Linked DNA regions of Homo sapiens: region 1 is linked to region 2. A link is a contact called in ENCODE Hi-C or POLR2A ChIA-PET data. All regions are on one chromosome and are shown on one strand. The core of a region is the stretch at or near the end of the contact, and the rest is flanking DNA. Distances in the headings are between cores, read along the strand shown.

Evidence for each region. Hi-C counts contacts between places; a loop is a spot of excess contacts on that map. ChIA-PET counts read pairs that join two places held with the same protein, here RNA polymerase II (POLR2A). Pooled maps may share reads with other maps.
Region 1: a pooled map shows a loop between it and region 2 (3-fold over the local background). The contact joins the promoter of AHDC1 here to the promoter of TENT5B in region 2. A Hi-C loop is called at or near these places in 2 of 50 pooled maps. POLR2A ChIA-PET finds 5 or more read pairs at or near these places in 3 of 52 experiments (H1, K562 and activated B cell).

Annotation. Positions count from the first base shown.
Region 1 is chr1:27,602,335-27,605,520 of GRCh38, forward strand. It overlaps AHDC1 (AT-hook DNA binding motif containing 1), which reads right to left and starts at 1,810. Exons shown (of 9, transcript NM_001371928.1): 1 at 1,772-1,810; 2 at 1,394-1,529; 3 at 1,063-1,160. RefSeq lists an enhancer at 452-501 and silencers at 985-1,064, 1,615-2,154.
Region 2 is chr1:27,011,160-27,014,321 of GRCh38, forward strand. TENT5B (terminal nucleotidyltransferase 5B) reads right to left here and starts at 1,691. Exons shown (of 2, transcript NM_052943.4): 1 at 1,248-1,691. The coding sequence starts at 1,511. RefSeq lists enhancers at 937-1,590, 1,591-2,245.

The DNA of each region.
Region 1 (3,186 bases), core at 560-3,059, 590 kb after region 2:
CAGCAAGGCCCACATCCTTCCTCCCTCAGCTGGCCCCTTCGCCTGGCAGGAGGCTGGGGGGTCAGGCTGCTGGGGAACCCCCCCAAGCTCCCATCAGTCCTCATCCCCAGCCCCCAAACTCTGGGTTGCTGTCCCTTTTCCTGTAGAACAGGAAACAAGGTTATTTCCTAGACTCAGAGCCAGCCCCCTGCCCCTCTGGCTCTGCCCGGGGACCCAGACCCAGCAGGGGAAGGCGCCCTCAAGCAGCGAGCAGAGATTCAGCAATTCACCCCAGCTCCCTGCCTAGGGGGCTGACAGCTGTCACTCAGCACCCCACCCCCTGGGGAAGAGGGGGCCGATTCAATCAGAGCCCCAGAGGAAACGCATTGATAGGCGATTATTTATTTATTTATGCAAAAGTGAGCCGACTTTGTTCGCCAGGTAACCGGGCACGCGGCCCAACCCCTCCAGCCCTAGCCGCCCCCAAATCCCTCCTCCGCCCCACACCCCCTCCGGGTCATTAGGTCCCCGCCCCTCAACTCCCCGAGAGCCAGTGGATCCTAGGGATTTGGGGGTTGGAGGGGAGGGGCTCCTCCCTCCGCAGTCTCCCCTTTTCCCAGCGCCGATCCTAAAATCCAGCCTTGTTCTCCGCTCCCACGGTCCCCCCTTCATTCCCCCCCCCCCCACATTCTCAGCAAGCTGGAGAGCAAATTGCAGTTTTAAATCCAAAGGCGGAGGGAGGGGGAAGGAGGAGGGGGCGCGCGGCAGCGCTGGGCGCGCACCTCGCCCCCGAGCCGGGGGAGCCGCGGGGCGGCCAGGAAACCCGAGAACCCCCCCTCCCCGCCCCCCCTCCCCGTCCACCTCCCCCTCCCCCTTCCCGGCGCTGCCTGCCAGGCTTCGAGCCGAGCCCAGCCGAGCCGCGGGCCCCGGTGGAAACAAAGACCGATCGCACCGCGGGCACCGCAGCCACCGGGTCCAGCGGACCGGACCGGGGGACGCAGGCCCCCCCCGTGCGCTGCACAAAAGAGCCTGGCCGGCCGGTCCCCAGCGGGGGTCTGGGGCTGGGGAGGAGGCGCCACTCACCGGAGTGCTGGGCTGCCGGCTCCGTGGGTCCGAGCCAGGCGAGGGGTTTTGGGGGACGTCTGTCTTCCGGCGGTGGCAGCGACGCGGGCGCCCGGCTGCTGAGGAGAGGAGTCGTGGAGGAGCCCTGAGCCGCCCGCCGTCGCTGACAGCATGGCTCGCGCCTCGGCTCACATTCTCCGCCGCTAACTCCGCTGGACACGGCCCCCCGCTCCCGCGGCGCCCCCCCACCTCGATCACTCCTTCGCTCTCTCTGCGCCCCCCTCGCCCTCCCGCCGCGCACACACTCTCCCAGCCCTGGACACCCCCGCCCCCACCCCCCCCAATAGCAAACCTGGGAGGGAACGCGCCCCGCGTAGTCCTCCTGCTCCTCCTCCTCCGCCCTCCTCCCTCCCGCTCTCTCTGGCTGTCTGTCTGTCTCTCAGACTGTCTCTATTTCTCGCTCTCTCTGCCTTTCTCTGCTCTCCAAGCTGGGTGGGAAAAGGAAATGAGGACAGAAAGCAGACGCTGGCTTTGGGTGGTGGTAGCTGGATTCCCTCTCTCCCTCCCTCCCCCTCCTCCCCTCCCTCCTCCTGCCTTCTGCTCTCTCCGCTGCGAGCGGGGCTGAGCGCAGCCTGGCGGGTGGCTCGCTCTGCCCGCCCGCCCGCCTGTCTGTCTGTCTGGTCCGCCTCGCTCGCTCCCTCCCTCCGTCTCTCGCCCTCGCCCTGCCTGCCTGCCTCTCTCCGTCTCCGCCGCCGCCGCCGCTGCCTCTGCGAGCTCGCCTTACCTTCGCCGCTCACCATCCGGAACCCCAGGGGGGAGCGCGCGCGCGGCACGCCGGGACTTGTAGTCCCCGCCCCGGCCGCTCCGCGCGCGGGGAGGGCGGGGCCGCGCCGGCTGCTCCGACGGCGCGGCCAGGAGCCCCGGGGACCCCGCGCCTGGGGCTCGTCTGGCTGGAGCGCGTCCTCGTTTACCAACGGGCGAAGATCCTCCCCAAGGGTTAAGAATGGTCCCTGTGTTCCTTGTCTCCACCGGGGGGCTCTGGATCGAGCGGAGGTTGCGGGTGGGAGTGAAGGGGCGGGGTCTGAGAGTGGAATGGGAGTGGAATAGGGAACCAGGGGATTAGCCAAAGGGGCTGCGACTTTCTGGGGCGTCCCAATTAAATGGGAGGGGGAGAGGGCAGAGGAGAGGACCGGCTCTCTCAATCTGGGGACGTTATCCTTTTCTGAAAAGGTTTCTTATTGAGTAAAGCTCAAGTATATATGGCGGGAGGGCTGCTGGGGCGGGGGAGCGGGGGAGACCCAGCCAGCGCTGCTTCCTCACTCAGTGACCCCTCCTCTCAAACTCCGACCTCGGTTTCGCCCTTGCAACTCCCAGCTTTCCTATATGTCCAAGGGCGGCGAGGGCTCAAAAGTCCTGGATAATCCGCAGATAGAACACACACACCCTTTTCCGAATTCTGCTGAGCATTTGCGTTGTGTCAGGAAGCAGGATTCAGATTGAACGGTGCTGACCTCCTGCCGCGGCCGGGGGCTGGGCTCAGCACTTTCACCTACCTCCTCTTCAGGTCACATGTGTTCTCCAGCCCCTGCCTAGCCTATCCCACAGATGGGAATGTGCGCTGCTTGGGGGCCTTGTTACCGCCCCCGGAGATGGCTGAACTGCTGCGGTAAAATAGTGCTGTTATTTCCATTTTAGAGATGGGGGCACTGAGGTCCAGGTTCTCCAGTTAGCAAGTGGCTGAACCCAGCTGGATTTGAACCAGGGTCTGACTAACTCCAAACCCCACAAGCTTAACCCCTGGGCTATGACAAGGAGTTGTGACTCCCTCCATTTCTGTAACTGACCTTCTCTCCCTGTGTCTGTGTGTCCTTTCTTGGCACTTCAACAAATGTTAACTGAGGTATGCAGGGCTTGCAAGGGACACGGAGATGAATAATGCATAGTGGCTGTCGTGTCCTGTGTCCTAGGTGTCTACCAACGCCGGCCCTGACTGGCCCTGCGGCGGTCCCACCTCACTGGACCACCTCATCTGTGTGTCTGATGTTCCACACCCTGTGTCTGCTGGCCTTGTCTATCTTGCTCCAGGTCTGAAGTTCCTAGAGCAGTGCCTTTGTCTCTGGCCTACCTGTTTCTGACTCTTCCTTT
Region 2 (3,162 bases), core at 441-2,940:
GGCGAACTCCACTGGGCCGCGTGTGAGTCAGCCAAGGAGAATCTGCCCCCGCCCCCTCCAGTTCCTAGTTCCTTGGGAGGGTGGGGGAGGTAATCCCCCAGCAGGCAACCCTCCCCCTCTGTGGGAAGCCAAGGTAGTAGGAGGCAGGGGAAAGGCCTACTTCATCCAAAGGAAGCCATCAGTTGGCAGGAACGCACAGGAGTCCTCGCTGGGTTTCTTGGTTTCTTTTATCAAAGGACCCTCCCTAACACCTAGAAGTTGACCTTGGGAGCCGGGGAAGGGGTGGGAAAACATTGAACCTACTGTAATCTGCTCCTGGGAAGACCCAAAATTCCCTAGGTTTGATTTTCACCTCATTAAGTAATCTTGGGTGGCAAACTGCCCCAGCTATAAAATGGGTACAATAATGACCACACTGTGGTATTTCAGAACATGACAGCGTCTGGGCTGTACAGATGAAAAAGCAGTCTTGGGGTCGTTGAGGTTCAGATAAAGGGAAGAGTTGGAGGAGGGAGGGGCTGTCAGAATTCTCTTCTCCCTTTCCTCAGGAGAGAGAGGACGTGGGGCCTGAGGCCTGGGTTGGCCTTCATTTCCAATCTTGGGAAGGAGAAGAAACACCTAAATTGGTCACTTAATGTTGCCCTTGGGGGTGGGGTATCAGGTCTGACCTTCGGCTTAATAAATATTGGGCCACAACCCCAGCTGAGAGAGAGGGAGTCCCTGACAAGTTTTCTTGGCTTTTCCACGGGGTGGAGGGGGAAGGGGGGGTTTCTCCAGCAAAAGGCTGTAGGAGCACAATGGCAGAGGCTGCTCCTAGAACCTCGAGAGAGGAAAGGAGGGTGAGGTCCAGGGATGCCCAGATAGGGAAGGAAAAGCTATTTTGGACTCAAGCATGCACACTTACCCACCCAGGGCCACCTGGCGTCTTTTGTCCTTGCAGGCAGAGACAAATTCTTCCCCCAATGCCCTTGACATCCTCCTCCCCTCTCCCAGCCAGGCCCTGGGTGAGTGATCCGTGGGGAATCAGGGTTCTCCAAGAGTCGAGATGGAAAAGCCAGGTGGGGAAGGATTAGTAGATGCAGGGGGAGGTCTGGTCTACCATTCATAATGCTGTGCAATTGTTACAGCCATGTCCCCGTTCCTCAGTTTCCCTAGCTGTCTAGAAAGTCAAACAGACTACAAATGCCTTCCAGCCACGAGAGCCTCAGAAGGGATTCCCCCACATCCCCCGCCTGGCGTCCTCTCACCTGCACGATCTGCCGGGGCTGCACGCTCAGCGTGGGGAAGTTGCCGCGCCCGTGAATGGGAATCGGCTCGCTCAGAAGAGCGTCCAGTCGCTTCACCTGTGGCCAGCTCAGCCCACTCAGGTGCCGTCCGGGGAAGGCCGATAAGGCCTCCGGGTCGGGGCCGCCGCCTGCCGGGGCTGCCGTGGCCACCGCCGTGGCCGCAGCCGTCCCCACCTGAGCAGCCGCCCGGTCCCTGCGCTCAGCTCCGCTCTCCGACGGCATCATCCGCCCGGCCCCCGGGCCCCGACGGCAGAAACCGTGGGGGTGGTTAAGGGGAGGAGGACAGGGAGAGCGGCTGGGCAGGGGCCAAGGCGGGGGGCACGAAGGCAGGGACGGGGCGGCAACGACGGCGAGACAAAGCCAGGGAACACCTCAGACGGCGACGACTAACCGACCCTAGCGCCTGCAGCCCGCGGCCCAGCGGACTCTTATAGGCCGCGGGCGACGTGCCCATTGGTCCGGGCCGCTGCCAACAGCGAGAGCCGCCCCGCCTCTGAACGCTCCGGACACTGGTCTGTAGAGCTTTGCACGTGAGTCACTGTTCTCTAGGGAGATTCCGATTGGCTAGAGGGCACGCCCCTGCCCCGCCCTCCTTCTCAGGCTGAATTCCCTCCTTTGGTCCTTAAAGAACTTCTGTTCACTGTGATTGGCCCGGGCCTGGACTTAAAGGGACAGCGCCCACCCCGCCCCGCCAGGGTCAGGAGGGAGGGAAGTGACCTGCGGAGTTTGTAGCAGAGTCAGACCACTGAGAAATTCCAGGTTTCTGTTTTTTTTTTTTAGCGCTGGAAGAAATTGAGAAGTCACCTAGCCTTGTCCTGCTATTTTCAGAAGCCCAAAGAGATTGAGCCACGTGATCAACTCTGCACAGCACTGCTCATGCTCTGGCAGTTTTCCAGAGCCTAGGAAAGGTATAATAAACAACTCTGGGCCCGGCGCGGTGGCTCACGCCTGTAATCCCAGCACTTTGGGAGGCCGAGGTGGGCGGATGACAAGGTCAGGAGATCGAGACCATCCTGGCTAACACGGTGAAACCCCGTCTTTACTAAAAATACAAAAAATTAGCCGGGTGTGTGGCGGGCGCCTGTAGTCCCAGCTACTCGGGAGGCTGAGGCAGGAGAATGGCGTGAACCCGGGAGGCGGAGCTTGCAGTGAGCCGAGATTGCGCCACTGCACCCCAGCCTGGGCGACAGAGCGAGACTCCGCCTCAAAAAAAAAAAAATTAATAATAATAATAAACTCTGCATACCAAGGTAAAGGCCTTTTTTTTTTTTTTTTTTTTTTTTTTTCTCGAGACAGAGTCTCGCTTTGTCACCCAGGCTGGAGTGTAGTGGCGCGATCTTGGCTTACCGCAAGCTCCGCCTCCCGGGTTCAAGCAATTCTCCTGCCTCAGCCTCCCGATTAGCTGGGATTACAGGCATGCGCCACCAAGCCCGGCTAATTTTTTTGTGTTTTTAGTAGACACGGGGGTTTCACCATATTGGCCAGGCTGGTCTTGAACTCCTGACCTTGTGATCCACCCACCTCGACCCCCAAAGTGCTGGGATTACAGGCGTGAGCCACTGTGCCCGGCCCTAAAGTAAAGGCTTTCTAAGACACTGTTGATTGGCCTCGCAAACCACAGCATGATGAGCGTTGATGTACAGCATAGCCAATTTAGGGAAGGAGAGATCTGCTCAGAGAGGCTTTGTGATTACCCGACTGTCACACAGCAAACTAGTAAGGCCCTGGTCCTCAACCAGGGCTATAGAATCTGTGGTGCATGTTTTTTCCACTGTACCTATGCAGACCCAGCTCCTTTCTGGAGCTAGAGAACGAATAATGTGTTTACATGTTTTTCTGCAGGTCTAGACAAAACATAATTTAAAAAAAATATGTT